3 separate regions of the Homo sapiens genome follow, and regions 2 and 3 are each linked to region 1. Evidence: chromatin loops called from intact Hi-C (ENCODE). Cell type or tissue: PC-9. All regions are shown on one strand. Links, peaks and the distances in the headings refer to the core of each region. The heading gives the core; the rest is flanking DNA.

Region 1 (5,844 bases), core at 601-4,600:
TAGGGATTAATTTTGTTTAATTTATGCAAGTAGCTCATGAAGTATAATTTTCTAAATCATAAAATTATGACTCTAAAAATACATAAAATTAAACCTGTATAAATTTTCTTTTAATTACTACTTAGAGAACCAGTAACATGGTAGGACTGGCTTAAAGAACATTTTTAAAGCCTAATATATAAAAGCAACATTAATATATGATGTATGAGTTATATACAAAAACTGGCTTATATTCAATATGACATATTTTGGGGGGTGTTATCTGTTCCATCAAATAGAAGTAATTTGTATCTCTACCAGGACAAAAACAACCTTACTAAGTCTGGGATGCTTATTCAATAGTATCAATGATGAGTTCACTTCCTAGCTGATTTTGCACATGGCATTTGGCAGGAGGGTTCAGTTCTTCACTGGCTTTTGATAGGAGTATGCATTTGTTGTTGTTGTTGTTGTTGTTTGTTTTGTTTTGGCTACATGGGTTTGAGTGTCTTGCTGAAATACGGCCAGATTTTCCTAGAGTAAGTGATGAGAGAGAACAATGCCTTTTATTTTCATGACTTAGCCCAAAAGCCATATGTAGTAGTTTGTTTTCATACTGCTAATAAAGACATACCTGAGACCAGCTAATTTACAAAAGAGAGAAGTTTAATTGGACTTACATTTCCACATGGCTGGGGAAGCCTCACAATCATGGCAGAAGGCAAGGAGGAGCAAGTCACGTCTTACGTGCATGGCAGCAGGCAAAGAGAAAGAGAGCTTCTTCAGGGAAACTCCTCTTTATAAAACGGTCAGATCTCATGACACTTACTCACTATCAGGAGAACAGCATGGGAAAAATTTCCCCCCATGATTCAATTATCTCCCACTGCATCTCTCCCACAACACATGGGAATTCAAGATGAGATTTGGGTGGGAACACAGCCAAACCATATCACCATATATTATTACTTCTGTTTGTAAATTACTTCTGTGAGTAACTCATTTGGACTCTCACTCACTGAGAGGGGAAATAGACTTAACATGATAAGGGAGGGTTTGTTAAAGAAAAATTTGTGGACATATTTTAAAGGCACCTACCTAACAAACAACCTCAGAACCTCAGTGGTTTGAAACAATAAGGTTTATTTCTCACTCATGCTATAGGTTCTTCAGTGATCAGTAGAGAGGTTCTGTTCATTATGATCAGATGCACAGGACAAATGAAAACCACTGTATTGAATACTATAGATCACTCTGGAAGAAGGAAAACAAGCTTTGGAGAGTCTTCAGCCAGCAGTTAAAGACCCCCATCTAAATACCACATTATTAGAATAAATAACAAAAACCACATAACCATCTCAGTATACCCAGAAAAAGCATTTAACAAAATCCAACACCTTTTCATATACATTTTTAAAAAACCACTCAATAAATTGGAAATAGAAGGTAAAGGACATCTACAAAAAACTCCACAGCTGTCATTATAGTTAATAGTAAAAGACTGAGTTATTTTCTCTTAAGATCAGGAATAAGACATGAATGTCTACTCTTATAACTTCTATTCAAAATTTTCCTGAAATTATCCAAGATAATTAGGCCAGAAAAATAAATAAATAGCATCCAGTTTGGAAATAAAGAAGTAAGTCTATTTATATTCAAACATGATATGACCTTGTGTATGGAACATCTTAAGAAATCCACTTAAAACCTATTAAAACTAATAATTAGTTGGACAAAGTTTCAAGATACAAGATCAATATACAAAAATAAATTGAAATTCTATATGCTAAAAGTAAGCAATCCAAAAATGATTTTAAGAAAATATGTAATTATATTTATAATAGCACTCAGAAATAATATGATATTTAGGAATAAATTCTTAAAAGGAAGTGCAAAACCTATGCATGTAGCACTAGAAAACATTGTTGAAAAGAATTAAAGAAGATTTAAATAAATGGAAAAAAATTCATGTTTGTGGATTGGAAGACAATATTGTTCAGATGGCAGTACTCCTCAAATTGATCTATAGATTCAATGTGGTCCCTATCAAAATTCTGGCTGGATTTGTTGTATAAATTGAGAAGCCTATCATAAAATTCATATTGAAACACAGGGGACTTAGAACATCCAAAACAGTTGAGAAAAATAACACATTTAGAGGACTCACACTTTCCAATGTCAGACATTACCCGGGCACAATAATTAAAGAGTGTGGTATTGGTATAAAAAAATGACACACAGACCAGTGGAATAGACTTGAGAGCCGTAAAACGTACCGTTACATTTATAGTCAATTGATATTCAACAAAAATTCCAGACAGTTGAATGAGGAAAAAAATAGGAAAAATAGTCTTTTCCACAACTGCTGCTGACAAGTATGTTTTGGATCCCTTCCTTACACCACACACAAAAATTAACTCCAAATGATCCACAGACCTCAATTAAAGAGTTAAAATTGTAATACTCTTAGATGAAAGTATAGGATTAAATTTTTGTTGCCTGGGTTAGGCAAAGCTGTCTTAGAGACAACACTAAAAGTACAAACAACAAAATATTTTGTTACTACCTGTCTTCCTGATGTGCGTCTAGTCTAGGCTGTTTTTCTTGTTATTGTTACTGAGACGAGAAGTCTTCTTCCGACCGAAGGTTCTTCTCAATCGAAGGGTTCGTGGTCTCACGGCTTCAAGGAATGAAGCCGTGGACGGCAGTGGCGAGTGTTACAGCTCGATTAGAGAGTGTGCTGCGGCAAGATTTATTAAAGCGAAAGTGAAAGGAAAGCTTCCACGTGGGGGAAGGGGACCTGGAAGGGTTGCTGTTTCTGGCTTGGGTATCTTATGCTTACATCCCCTTATGACCCCTGCCCTCTTCCTTTTTCTGTCCTATAGAATCAGCTTATTTTCTATCTGCTTGTGGGTTGGCGGGCCTAGTTGGTTAAAAACATCAGGCTGAAGCTAGAGCTTAAACTCCCTATATGACTGGTTCAAGTTTCAACCACTTAGCTTGCAGCTATGAGTCAGTTTGTCTTAGGGGAAAGTCCCCTTTGATTGGTTGAAGTTTCCATCCCTTAGCTTTCAGCTATGACTCATTTTGGCTTAGGGGAAAGTCCCCTTAGGGAAGTCCCTATTGACCCAGGAAGTCCAGCCAACTTAGCCACTTAGTCCCTCATTACAACTCTTCCCATTTAACTGAATGAACCACTCCTTTTTAAAAAAATCACCACTTTTTTTTTTTTTTTTTCTTAGAGACGGAGTCTCGTTCTGTTGCCCAGGTTGGAATGCAATGGCGCGACCTTGGCTCATTGCAGCCTCCGCCTCCCGGGTTCGTGCCATTCTTCTGCCTCAGCCTCCTGAGTAGCTGGGATTACAGGCGCTGGCTAATGTTTGTATTTTTAGTAGAGATGGGGTTTCACCATATTGATCAGGCTGATCTCAACCTCCTGACCTCGTGATCCACCCGCCTCGGCCTCCCAAAGTGCTGGGATTACAGGTGTGGGATTACACCGCACCTGACCTAAAAATCACCACATATTTTAAAGCACTATTTGTCTCAGGGCATTGTGGGATTTCAGTGATGAACTGGATTTAGCTTTTAGGTTGAACAGGAAACGTCAATAGAATTTTCGGTTTTCATGTCAGTGCAGATCTCGCAAAATAAAAATAAATGTGGCATTGGCTCTAAGGGCAGGGCCCATACACTAGTCCAGGCTATTCTGTAAATGATTAACACATCTCCAGGAGGAGATTGCCGCCCCAGAAACACCAATTCTGCTAAATACTGAAAGCAAATCTCACACTTGGGTTCTTGAGATCCCATAGAGTGTGGCTTTGCCATTCTAATCTCCTGGGGAGAGGGGAGATGTGGCAGGAAGAGACCACTGCACAGAAGACTCCTAGGCTGATAAGAATGTGTGAAGATGACCTGCAGATGAATATGCAAAGGAGAGTGCATGGAGACCACCAGCAGAGGACTAAATTAGAAGAAACAATCTGGAAGGGTGCAGGCACTGGTTTGGCTGCCATTAGTCTGAAATCCATACAGGAATTCAGAGGGGAGACACATGTTGCTAGAGAGACCAATTCAGGGCTAGAGAGAGGCAGAAGTGAATCTTCAAAGACAAGAGCTAAATTTTCAGCTGTAAGGAAGGAAAGAGATATTATACCAAGGTGCCTTGATTCTGATGGTCATGGTAAGTCATTCATTCATTCATTCATTCATTCATTCATTCATTCATCTGTTCGTTCATGCAGATTGTGGTGGTGGCACACAGGAGTTTAGTTTCAGACATATTAATTTAAAGATGCATAGTAGATATCTAACTGGAGACAGGTATTGGTAGTTGGATGGAGGAATCTTGAAGTAGGAAGAAATATTCAGGCTGAAGATATGAACTCTGTGATTTTTATTCTTATGTTTTTAAACTATTAATATATACCTTTTTCTGAAATCAATGAATTTCCCCAAGCAACTCCAGACAGATGTCTGGGGCCTCATTTATTTATTGGTTTCATAAATCTGAGCCCTCTTTGATTTAGCGTTATACAGCCAGCCCATCCCGGGCCTGATCTTTGCCATCCTAATCATGAACTAAGCCCCTGCCATGTAATTGTGTGTCTACTCCTCTGCCTCCGGGGATTGTAAGTACAGTGTTCTTCTTTATGCATCAAGATGTTATTGCTGAGATGTGAATCATGCAATTGCCAGGAGGGTCTCTGATCCCAGCTGCAACTTCTCCATTGAAGACTAGCACGCCCTACAGGGGGTTCAGAATAAAGGGAACCTCTTGACCACCCCTGAGAGCCCAGCCAACCAGCAACCCCAATGCATGAATATATGGCCATGACCTCAGTAGTGATTGCTCTCTCTTGGATAGGCCAATCTGTCTTCTAGAAAGTTAAAATTCTTCAGTTAAAAAGGCTCATGTGGTGCAAACTTGTAAAGACAAGAGGGGGGAATGTTTCACATTCTAATGATCTGTTTTTGAAAGTAATTTGAGGGTCCTTATATAACTCTGCTTTTTTTATGTTCCCACTGGATGTGCAACTATGTCATGCACGAGGCTGGGGACACCGAATGAATGAATGGAAAGTCAGTGAATAAATGACTGGGTTCTACGTAGACTCTGCCCCACCTGGGATCCAGTGTCTCACTGAGCAGCTGGTGAAACCTGATGCCTCCACTTCATACCTCTGTGACCTCCCTACTCCCCAGTTGCCTCTTCTAGCAGTAGACATGATAGACTTTCACTTGCTGGCCTCATTAATTCCAAAGATGACCTTGTGACTATGTCTGGCCAATGGTTTGCTAGCAAAAGCCAACCATCCCTCTTCTGGACTTGAGCATTTAAATCCCAGTGTCAAAACTTCCAGAGCTCTTCTTTCCCTTCAAGTCCAAAACCAAATAATCTAAATTTAGAATGGCATGTATAGTATGTATTACTTATGTAAAAATGGTGCAAAAAAGGGTGCATAACCATGTAATTGCTTGTAGATATATAGGATATTCTAAGGAAAATCAATAATAAACAGTAACATCTCGATCAAAATATCCCAACGCCAGTCCCAGATAAACGCATAAACATTTACCTCTAGAGCCCCAAATAATAGTTTCCCAGATGTGACTGCCTGCTCACTGTGTATATTGACAGAGGTTGTTGAAGTATTTCTTTTTTTTTTTTTTTCCGAGATGGAGTCTTGCTTTTCTGCCCAGGCTGGAGTGCAGTGGTGCGATCTCGGCTCACTGCAACCTCCGCCTCCCAGGCTCAAGTAATTATCCTGCCCCAGCCTCCCAAGTAGCTGGGATTTCAGGCATGTTCCACCATGCCCAGCTAATTATTTTTGTATTTTTAGTAGAGATGGGGTTTCACCA
Region 2 (5,844 bases), core at 1,122-5,121, 67 kb before region 1:
GATGATGAGGAAAAAGGGCAGGGAAAGAAACAAGCGTTCATTTGTTGACTAAGATCAAAGGCAATGTGCTAGACACTTCACAAATGCCACTGCATTTTTATCCCAAACACCTTATAATGGCCAGGGGTGTGACCTAATTCACCCACATGCCCACAGATGCTGTGTGCAGAATGAAAGAGGAGACCCAGTTCCTCTGTCCCCTATTCCACCTCAGCACCTTGCCCCTCGAGGTTCTGTAATGGTTCTGCCTTCAATAACATGCAGGCTGATCAGTCTCTTGTTGGGGTGGCAGAGACTGGGATCCAGTGGGCTCCCTTCTTAATGCACTTTAGATGACCTACTATTTCAGCCTCTCAACCCAACACTTCCTAAGACCATTCCTAATGAGCCACAACATGCTTTAGGTATACTTCATCTATACATATTGACAGACAAGGTTCATTTTAAGCAAATTTAGTTGAACAATTATGAGCCCCTTGAGGCTAAGGACAACATTTATCTCCTTACCACCCAAAACCCATGGCCAAGAACAATCTCCCACACGTGTTAGGGGTCAGAGAGTGGCAGAAAATGAATATGCATTATAAAAAATCATGATCTATGGTATTAAGAACCTGGATTAAAAATAATTTGTTCTTATATTTATGTGTGTGCTGTTCTTTTATGTGTGTGTGCGTGTGTCCTACTATATATAAAGGATTATATATATATATATATATATATAGTATCATACATATCTATCTATCTATCTATCTATCTATCTATCTATCTATCTATCTACCTGTCTATCTACCTAGTAGGATATGTATCCTACTCTTAGGATCTAGGACAAAGAATAACATTCTAGCCATGAAAATACATAATAGGCAACTAAATAAAAATTAGTTATTTAATCACAGATTTAGTATATATACAAGATCAAACCTAGGGGAATGAACATATGACAGGAGAGTCAAAACAAATTTGTGTAATCAGGAAAATCCACTCAGGAAGTGACATTTGTCTGAAATTTTTTTAAATAAGTGAAATCAACTGGATGAGTGACTAATCAGAACATTCTATAAAAAGGGAATCAGAAAGAAGGAATGACACATGCCCCGGATGAGAAGTCCAGTGCTTTTCATGAACTGACAAATAAATCACAATGGCCGCTCTGCAAAAACAAAATAAAACAAAGATTCTCAAGAATGAGGGTAAGGTGAGATGAGGCCAGAGAGGTCAGCAGAGGCTGGGACATATTAAATCTTTTCAGCTATTGGAAGAATCAAGATCGTTTTAGAAAAGTAAGTTGTGAGCCACAGAAAGACATTAAGTAAGGAAATACTATAATCAGATTTGGTTGCTGTAAGAGAAACCCAGTAGGGAACAACAGATGAATTGAGATACACTGGTTAGTTTGAACTGGAAATTGTGCAAAAGGCTGGAATTGAAGGACATTTATGGGGTAGAGGCAGCAGACCATGGCTGGACTTGGTCATCAGATGAGAGAGCTCTCACTGGAGAATTCCATTTTTTAGCACTGAATACAAGGCAGAGCCATCCATTGATTCAGGAGACCTGGAAAATGAGCACGGGGAATGTGATGAGTTCCATTATAGGTGATGCGTAATCCTGATTTTCCATGATACCCGTGAAAGATGGGCATTAAGAAATAATTTGTAGTAGGATAGCCATGCACTCAAGTTACTATTTCCAACTACTTACTATGTTCAGGGTGCTGCTCTGTGCAAGATGACAATGCCAAGACAACTTGTCCCTGGATTCTGCCCACAACAGAATACAGAAAGGGAAATGAGGCATGGATAGAACAGATACAAGGTAAAACCATACTGATCTCCTGTGAGATTCCTTCCCTCTTCCAATACAATCAAATCTTCCAGTGAGAGGTATCAGAGGAAGCTTCTCAGGGGCAGAAAAGAGAAACAATAGAAGGCCATATATAAAGGGCTGAAAAGATAAACAGCAGAAAGCCTATGTAAAATGCAGGTTAACCGCCCTATTTCTTCTTGAAGAGTCATAAAGGGGTTGAAAATATTGTTAATTCACTGAGGCTCATGGAGAAGGTGAATTGACTGTTTAAATTGTCAGACATGGTCCATCCTTTTCACCTGTGAAAGTCATTCATTTCTCGAGGTCAAGGAAAAGATTCTGTTCAATCTCTTTTATCTTGGCTGTGTAAACTAAAGGAAGAGTCAGCAGTTTAATGGAATAGTTGTTGGGTTTAATCAGCCTTTGGTGGCAAACTCGGTTTCCAATTACAGTGAACAAAGTTTTCCGAATTAAGTTTCCTGTAATAAACATTCATAGTCTCAGTAATAAAGCCAATAGTTCTTGAAGCAGTTAAAATGAACTTTCAATATAATGAAAAACTTATTTTCCTATCTAAACAGAGAAAAATTCAAAAGCTATAATGCCATGATATGGATCAATTAAGTATGGCATATATGTCATGATAATAAGAATGTAAACTATCTGGTAATCTTCCCTCTTCCCTATGTAAACAAAGGCTAAATATCAGTGAAGAAAATCCTTGAAAACACTTGTGTCAGTAACTTCTTAAATTTGTTCTCAAATGTTCTGTCCAACAAATGTAAAACAAAATGTTGAGTCCTAAAATACATTAGCTTGTATTTTAACCCAGGCTGAATCAAATAAATTTGGGGTAACTTACAGCAATGTATTGTTCTACTAGCTTACAATGTCTCTGATCACTGTTCATTTTGTAAGGAGCTACCATATTTGTCAGCAAGCAAAACTCATCTTTACCAAAAAGCAATATATTTGCCCCATGTCTAGTGAACTAAGCCTATTGAAAGCCCAACAGGGAAGGAAAGAGGAATAGTGGATTTATAGACCATGGTAATATCATTAGCCCCTGGTGGCAGAAAACGGAAACACAAACATCACAGAAAAGATTGGTGATTTCTATCCTTGCGTGCTTTTCTTTTTCTTTTTTTGTTTTTTTCTTTTGAGGTGGAGTTTCACTCTGTCACCCAGGCTGCAGTGCAATGGCATGATATTGGCTCACTGCAACCTCAGTCTCACGGGCTCAAGCGGTTCTCCTGTCTCAGCCTTCCAAGTAGCTGGGATTACAGGCGCCCACCACCAGGCCCAGCTAATTTTTTGTATTTTTAGTGGAGACAGGGTTTCGCCATGTTGGCCAGGCTGGTCTCAAACTCCTGACCTCAGGTGATCCACCCACCTCAGCCTCCCAAAATGCTGGGATTACAGTCGTGAGCCACCGCATCTGGCTGCTTTTCTTTACTTGAGAAATAAGGTATTAGCCACCTAGATAATCAGGGGGTAAATTATGGACTATTTTCTGACTAGATTTAAATTGATCACTGCCATAAACCATGGCTCAAATAGGAATGGAATTTCTGGGAAGCTCTTGAAGGCATGGTTTAGGCTGGTTTCTATCAGAATTATTTTCCCCTTTGCTGCTTATTCATGTGCTCATAGCCAAGCAAATACTGACTGGCTTTTACTACATACATGAGAATGACCTTGGGGTACCTTCAATTTTTTTTTTTACAGGTTTTGTACTGATTTATACAAAAATATTGGCTTGTCAATATGCAACACAGCCTGTGTGGGAATTCAGTCAAATTTATAGGTTTTTGTTGTTGTTGTTGCTTGATTTCCTTTGCTTTCAAGTAAAGGCATTTGTTCTTATTTCATACGATTTTACGTTGAGACTTGCTTTTTAGTCACCAATATTTCCTGAACTGCAGTGCTGCCATTTGCTTTTATAGACCACAAATAAGGGATAAGAATCTACTTAGCAGTATTTTTCTTGGCATTTTTTTGTCTGCTTTGAACCAGTATTTACTTAAGCCAATATATTTCTTTTAGTTATGTGATTTTTACGTTTCTCAGAGCTAATGGACTATTATTTTATATTTCAAACAGTTTCCTGCTACATTCCAATCTAGATTATGATGTATCTGCATGGGCATAATAATGTATTTCCTCTATAAAACCTTTTAAATATCACTTTCAATGAATCCACTGTAAAAATCACTCAGATCTTCCTACAAATATTCCACATTAAATAAGAATGTTTTATGTTCTGATATGCCTGGAACACTAGCAAATAAAATACTTGCAACTTGTCCTTAAAGTGCCATGAATGAGTGAAATGAAACTGGCATTTGCTGCACACAGAGGCCTCTTTAAATGAAATATTTTATTTAACTTTGAAGAAAAAACCACACATGTAGTTATATTGGAACCTAGAAGCTTGGAGGACTGTGCAAAGCAAAGACCCACCATTCAGAAGAAAGACTACCACCCAGTTGCTAGCGATGCCTGAGAGCTGGGAAGAAGGTCCCCAGGGAGCTGAGACCCAGACTCTGAAAAGATGAAAATGCCCAGGAGATGCTGATGTCTTTCGAGCTTGTGCTGAAGCTGGCCTCAGACAGTAGGAAGAAGCTGGAAGTTAGAATCAATGACTGCTGCCAGCATGCAGGGCCATTTACTGGATGGCATAGGGGAACAGCAGGAAAGACATAAAGAGCAAGATCCTTTTCCCCTTCTACCCCCAAGGTCTCCCTCTAGTGTCCCTAATGACAGAGCCCAACAGAAAGCAGCCGGCAAAGCAGAGGTGTGGTTTGCAGAGCTCCAGCCCTGACATCAGGGTGTGAAAGGGCAGGTCTGGAGCTGAGGTAGTAGCTTAAAGCCAGCATAAACAGTTCCACCCTCAAAATGTCGCATTTTATATATGTTTTTTTTTTCTTCCGCTTGTCTTAGAGACAAACAAATAAAACACACTTCTGGATGGTTTAGAAAGAATTCTCAATAAGTAAAATAGAACAGGCATTTACTAAGCACAGATAGCTCCTTAATGAACCCAGAAAGTTCTCAATCAGCTCTGAGCTGTGTATGTTATGATCTCCTTTCTCAGGGGAAAGAAGCTGAACTCAGGAGGTGGCATGACCAGCCCAATGCTACACAACTAAGGAGTTGCAGACCCAGACCCAGGACTGCCCCTTTCCAAGTCAAAGAATATGTTCTCACTCCTGGTATTGACTGCTACAGAACATAGGCTTGACTCTGTGAACTGGGTTTTGTTATACTTATGAGTTTTAGTAGGATTTGGGATGCTGGCACCTACAGCCTGTGCTCAGGTGTTTGGTAAATGAAGGAATGTCAGGATTCTGAAAGGCACACGGTATTGAAGACAAGATCTGAGAAGTTAGCAGGGCACACACCTGCAGAGGGGTATGTCTTAACAAGACAAAATTCACATCCTCTATTGTAGCTTCATTTATTTATATTTCATCAATTATCTGCAATGAGGGGGCATCTTACAACTAATTCATCTTGTAGGCAGCATTTGTTTTTCTTAGTGGTATATAAAATAAGAGTAAGTCTGACCAATGCTAGCATCTTACATCTAATGAAATATGGTACAGTATTTATTATAACCATTGTCAGAAAGACGGCAGTCAAACTCTTTGAGGAAGGGGTGCCTTTTCTAACTTTACAAAGGTACCACATGGACAGGTAGCTGCCTGGGGAGTCGAATACTATACATTTTCAATATGGATATTTTTGCAGTGGAATAAAACTAACATGACAATAATGTATCCCATATTCAGAAGTATTAATAATTAATGGAATTTGGGATAAAAAGAGGCCAGGAGCGGTGGCTCATGCCTGTAATCCCAGCACTTTGGGAGGCTGAGGCGGGCGGATCACCTGAAGTCAGGAGTTCAAGACCAGACTGGTCAACAGGGCGAAACACGTCTCTACTAAAAATACAAAAATTAGCTGGGCGTGGTGGCACATGCCTATAATTCCAGCTACTTGGGAGGCTGAGGCAGGAGAATCACTTGAATC
Region 3 (5,844 bases), core at 1,122-5,121, 700 kb before region 1:
TTTCCATTTAATGACTTTGTCTCTTTTTACCATGTGGTTCAGTTGGCATCATAAATTTCCAAATCCAGTCCCAGTGGAGCTTGATTTAGGTTGAAGTATCGTTCCCTACATTGTACTTTGTTGTTCAACATAGTGTCATGGTGATGGTACCCCATAATATTATGGGCCTTTTTCAGGAACAATTACTGGGGAACACACATGTGCACACTGGATACCAACGCATTTGTGTCTCTATACATCACAGTGGACTCACTTGGCCTAATCAAACTCCCATTTCCCTTTCAATACTAGCATGCTGGGATTGGGGTCCATGATTCCCTGAATTTTTGAATGTCACTCACACGAGACTTGGGAGTAGGAAGTGAAGCTTAGAAAATTTGGATCATTGGCAGATCTGTCTCCCATGCCAGTAAAAGGCCACTTACTCATGGTGCCATATGGCCCTGAATGGATTTTCACAGGTACATCCCTGGTGTACAGTGACAAGCACTATGTCGCCAGAAGGCACATTAAGGCTTCCAGTCAGTGCACAGTTCTGGGGGACATCTGAGTTTCCTGGGGACCTCTGAAGCTCAGCTACCCATTTAGTTTCTCCCTGAAATGCCTGGGTGCTCTAAGCAGCTAACTATCTGGGGTCCACAGAAGACCATGTCTTCCCGAAAATTCTGTTTGTTAATTTATTTCTGTCCTCCTCCCAGCACCCAGTGATTGGCAACCTGTTACACTTAAGACCTTTAATGATGTGAGGGCTGTTCTGTGGATAGAAATAAAATAGCTGATACAGAAATTTCTTTTAATAGACCTTGAGGTAAGCTTTACACTTAAATTATAAGGTGAAAGGAAGAAAAGCTGCTGTGAGTTCATTCTCCTCTCTTCCCATACCCTAAATGACTTATCCCATTAAATTGAATTCTGAAAGCTGCAAAACAAGATACCTGGCTATTGTGTGACTCTTGTGTTACTATGTATACCTCTGAGTGTATTTCTCTATCATGGGAGATTGTGTAAGATCTCTATGTTGTAGAGATCTTAAGTCCTTGTTTCCTGCCAAAGCCCCTCTCGGAATCTATCCAGCCAGATGGTTCTCTTGTGTTAGTCCAGTAGGGGGGCTTTAAATAAAGAAATCCAACACGGACACCACTGGAAAGTGTCCCAGGGTTGGAAGATAATGAGGAAGCTGATTTTTCTCATGCAAAGACAAAAGTGACATCTTCTTAAAATTCTTAATTCAATTTGAAGGGAGAAGTAATTACCTCCTCTGGCCATGATGTTGAAATGTCCATAGAGAGGAAAATGGACTTCACCCTCATTAACTCCGTGGATCAGAGCCAAAAGCAGCATTAGCCAAAAAGGCTTCTTCAAGGGCACAGATCCCCTAGATCAAAGCATGTTCTTGAGAGAATAGAGCATGAAGTTTTGTGAGTGACTCCAGTTAGAATCACATGGAGACTTTTCTATTTTTAATGAATCTTTCTTGTATTGTAGTTTATGCAGGTCCACAGTTGGGAACAGGGCAAAGCAGGGATGTGGCATCTGAAATGATTTTTTCTGTCTTCATTGATTCGAGCCTGTGACTGTGGCTGGCAGCTGTTCTACTGGTATTTATCTTGGAGGCTGGTCACACCATCAGGCTCTACAGCACAGAAAAACTTCATTTTTACTCTCTGTCCAGGGCCTTCAGACACTCACTGATACCTCTGTTCATTTGTGGCTGTAGATAATACCTAACCCAATTTCAGCTTACAAAGCCCCATTGAGCAAATGCAAAGTTACAAAGTGCCTCCCTATACAATAGGAAACAGCCCAGCCTGGGAACATTGTCACAAGCATTAATAGGTCACTGTACCTACACATCACTGCATATGCTATTGTGTGCAGTCATTCCAACTCTCCTCTAATTAGAGGGGTGATTCATGTCAGGGGCATAAAGCAAATATTACTTTATTTTTCCAAATTCTAGAAAGCAAGCTTCCATTTTTGATAATAGAAATTTGGGAATGATTGGCAGTCATTTGGCTCACAGGGAAAGCAGGAAAAACAAGAAATCTAAATAAATCTCATATTGATTTTGAAGAAGCTTTCTTGTGACATCTGGTATGCTTTATTTTGTATGTATCAAATCCGAAAATAATAAACAAGTTGATGTAAACAAATGCTTGAAGTAATGCTCAAATGGCAGCTGGATACTTGAAGACGACAGTAGGAAATTTAGCTTTATTAACGGTGCATGCTTGTGCACAGTACAAACTTTATACTTCCTAAATGTTGTCTGAATAAATGATACACAAGCATCAAAATATGTTTGAAAAACATAAAAAATGGTAGAAATATGAGATTATGTCTGAGAAAGCAGCTCAGAGTGGGGTTCTAACCCCAGCTTTCTGATTAGCCCACTCTTGACCTCAGATTGCATCACATAAGCCCTCTGAGCTTCAGTTAAATCCTTTATCAAGCAAGGGACTTAACTCTGTGACCTGGGAGGCTCTGGCTTCCTGTCACTGCCATGAGGCTCTAGTACAGCCAGAGATACAGGGGTCTAAGAACCTGTGTTTAGGATTTTGAGCTGGTTTGATTCAGGTAATCATGTTCTATCTCTGTGTCCTAATCTGTGTTTAAGGTTTTGAATTGGTCTGATTCAGGTAATGGTGTTCTATCTCTGTTTATCAGGATCTTTACCCCTGATAAAAATCCAGAGATCACTTGAATGCAGGTGGTTTTCTCTTCATATTGTTCAATGAAGAAAGCACCAATTAAGGATTCATAATAAACCATTGCCCAGTGAGAAATTGGCCTGGGGTTCCAGGGTGAAGAGGACAGAAGATTTTCATTGGGAGCACCTTAATGAGGACAACAGATCCTGGCTTAATAGAGAACATAAAGTAATAAAGAGAGACAAATCCATCTATCCATTCATTCCACAGCATTGATTGAGTGTCCGCTGTATACAATGGGATAAGGAAAAGATGTCCGTTGGTTCATGCGCAATGATGGTAACAGGTTTTCATTGCTGAACATTACATATTTCCTTTTTAATTTTAATGTTTAATTTTCGTGGGTACATAGTGGGCATATTTATTTATGGGGTACATGAGATTCACTCTAATAAGGTGTAGTGAGTTCCAGGGATTTCAGAGTTGATCAAGGAAAACCATATGGCCACAAGGTGGCAGTAGCGCACAATGAATTTGTTCAGGCTTCGCTTTGACAGATTTGCCAGCAGGGCAAGTCCCTCATGGCACGAGACCATCCAGAGGCCATGGTTCAGGAGCCCTACCTAGAAGATGAAGAGGTCAAGGGAAATTCTAGGGAAGATGGGGCTTATGTTTCCAGGTGATGTTTCTCAGCAGCACAGTGGGAAGTTTGGGTTAGAGAGCTTTGAAGAGCAGAAGATGCTTGGGGTCTTTTACAGCAAAAGAGTTTATTTTATCAATGGCTAGCAGATAGGGGGCACACTTTTGGTAGATATCCAAAGCAGGCAGGCTCTAAGTGGATAAAAGTCTGCTTATTTGGGCTATGATTAGAACAATTAGATGTGTAAAAATTTGAGTTGAGTGCCAGTGGGCTTTTGAGCTAATGGTCCCAGCCTACTGTGAAGAAGTATACAATCCAGAGGCCAAAAATAAAAGGGCCATCTTTAGTTCATTTATGTAACACGTGGTCAACTGATCCTAACCCCATGGGCATCATAGACTAGTGAGTGAGACAGACACACCTACTCATCCATCCATTCACACAACAAGCAATGACTGGGTTCCTCCTTCATCTCTGAATGTCATCACACAGGGCATGGGGGATTCAGAAATAAAGATGGCATCTTGAAGGAACTCATGCTCCATTGAACATGTCCAGATTTTGGTCTGAGTACAGACAGCAAGAGTTAATATAGAAGTGGGGACTCTGAATGATGCAAGTCTCATCAGCAGAGGAGCTGGGGGAGTGGGAAAATATCATGAGCTTTCCTAGAGGGAGTGGCAATCAAGCTGACTTTCGAAGGAGAAGCCAGAGACAGCCCAGCGGATATGCTGGAAAATGTTTTGCGAACTGAGGGGCCAGCATGTAACAAGGCTCCTATGCCTTGGGGACACAAGCTGAGTTTGGTGGAGCTTTGGATTGAAGAACAGAAAGAGCAAGACATTAGGCAGTGCATGCAGGCAGGGGCTAGATAAGGCAGAACCTGTGGGACGCAGTAAGAAGTGGAGCCAGTGAAAGTGTTAAAGCATGGCAGTGTACACAATTCTCCCTGACTGTGGAGGAAAGGAGGGTGGCTGCTAGGACACCAGATGGGAAGGAAGTACTGGCATCCAGGTGCCTGATGCTGAGGGCCAGAGGTAAAGAGGCATGGACAGAAGAGCCAGCCTGGGAGCTGGTGAGGAGGTGGGATTAGAGTCCTGCTAAGGAAGCACAAGTCAAGGGACTTTAGTCCCCAACCATGTGCATCCCTCCTGACCTGGTTATCCAGAACAGCTCTGCACACACTCACCACATGCTGAACTGAGGGGTGATTTGCAATTGCTGGGGTGATATAGGAAGAGCATCCAGGCAGAGGGAAGGGCTTAGGGTGAGGGCCAGCCTGGCTGCTTCAGGACCATGTGGAGGCCAACACAGTGAGGTCACTCTAATAAGAGATGGGGTCTGAGTGTGGGATAATGGAGGGCCAGGCCAAGTGGGGCCTTGTGGGTCACTGTGCAGACTTGGGAGCTTATGAGGGGTTGCACAGAGGGTGGTCTGTTCTCACTTGCTATTTCAGGAGAGCACACTGGCTGAGCAGACTTGGAAGCTTATGAGGGTTTGCACACAGGAGGGCCTGTTCTTACTTGCTATTTCAGGGGAGCACACTGGCTGAGAGGGGGCAAGGGAAAAGGGAGGTAATTTAGGTAATTGCAAGCAAGAAGAGAAGGTATGCTGGACAGGTAGAGGCACTGGAGTGAGAAGTCTCAGTTGCTTGTAATATTGAAGATAAAGGACTGATTATGGGTGGCAAAAAAAAGATGTCAAGGAAGACACCAAAATATTTTTCTTGAGCAGGTAGAAGGATGGAGATGTCACTAACTGACATAGGTCAGACAGCTGGGGGGTGGGTTTAGAAGAGAAGATTTCACATGCCTCTTCCCACACTCTGGGACCCAGCCCCATAGATTTCAGATCCACCTCAGGGTCCTCACATCTGCAATTTGCTGTGACTGAAACAGTTCCTAAGCTTCCCTTAACATGTGCCTGTTTTATGCAGTCATCCTTCAAATTCCTTGTTAGTCATTGCTTCTGAAGTCTTTTCTTTTTTCTTTTCTTTTTTTTTGATGGAATCTTGTTCTGTCACCTAGGCTGGAGTGCAGTGGTGTGATCTCAGCTTACTGCAACCTCTGCCTCCCGGATTTAAGCAATTCTCTGCCTCAGCCTCCCAAGTAGCTGGGATTACAGGCATGTGCCACCATGCTCAGCTAATTTTTGTATTTTTAGTAGAGATGGGGGTTTCACCATTTTGGCGAGGCTGGTCTTGAACTCCTGACCTCGTGATCCACCCGCCTCAGCCTCCCAAAGTGCTGGGATTACAGGCATGAGCCACCGCGCCTGGCTACTTGTGAAATCTTTTCTGACTCACCTTGCTTTTAGCTAGGTTAGGTTACTGTGACTTACTGAGTTCACATGTATTATGAAAGCCTGCAGCCAGCCTGCCTTGTTCAAATCTCAGCTCTGCCACCTTAAACGCATGCTACTCATGGGAAATGATTTTATTTCTTATTGCCTCAGTTACCTCATCTGTGAAATGGGCCTAATTATAGCACCAACTCACAGAGCAGTTATATCATATACCATATATATCATATAATGCATCCTATATGACCAAAT

What was found. Peaks named below come from ENCODE experiments on the same cell type or tissue, not always from the same donor. Only the 100,000 strongest peaks of a DNase experiment are listed, where the experiment ranks them.
Region 2: it touches region 1 in a loop (2.2-fold over the local background); 2 of 110 quality-filtered maps call a loop at or near these places.
Region 3: it touches region 1 in a loop (5-fold over the local background); 2 of 110 quality-filtered maps call a loop at or near these places.

The regions. Positions count from the first base shown.
Region 1 is chr12:126,769,534-126,775,377 of GRCh38, forward strand. It overlaps LINC00944 (long intergenic non-protein coding RNA 944), which reads right to left and starts at 2,729. Exons shown (of 5, transcript NR_033878.1): 1 at 2,546-2,729. RefSeq lists enhancers at 2,303-3,502, 2,978-3,057. In PC-9, for the core only: no CTCF peak of the experiment used is centred there; a DNase peak (open chromatin) is centred at 2,988; H3K4me3 peaks cover 1,713 bases; H3K27ac peaks cover 1,957 bases.
Region 2 is chr12:126,701,942-126,707,785 of GRCh38, forward strand. All of the region lies in intron 3 of LINC02824 (long intergenic non-protein coding RNA 2824), which reads left to right. Among named protein-coding and RNA genes, the nearest start is that of LINC02824, 14 kb to the left of the region's middle. In PC-9, for the core only: a CTCF peak has its summit at 2,856 (motif pointing left); no DNase peak of the experiment used is centred there; H3K27me3 peaks cover 306 bases.
Region 3 is chr12:126,066,560-126,072,403 of GRCh38, forward strand. No RefSeq gene overlaps it. Among named protein-coding and RNA genes, the nearest start is that of LINC02359, 26 kb to the right of the region's middle. In PC-9, for the core only: CTCF peaks have their summits at 3,135 (motif pointing right) and 3,342; no DNase peak of the experiment used is centred there.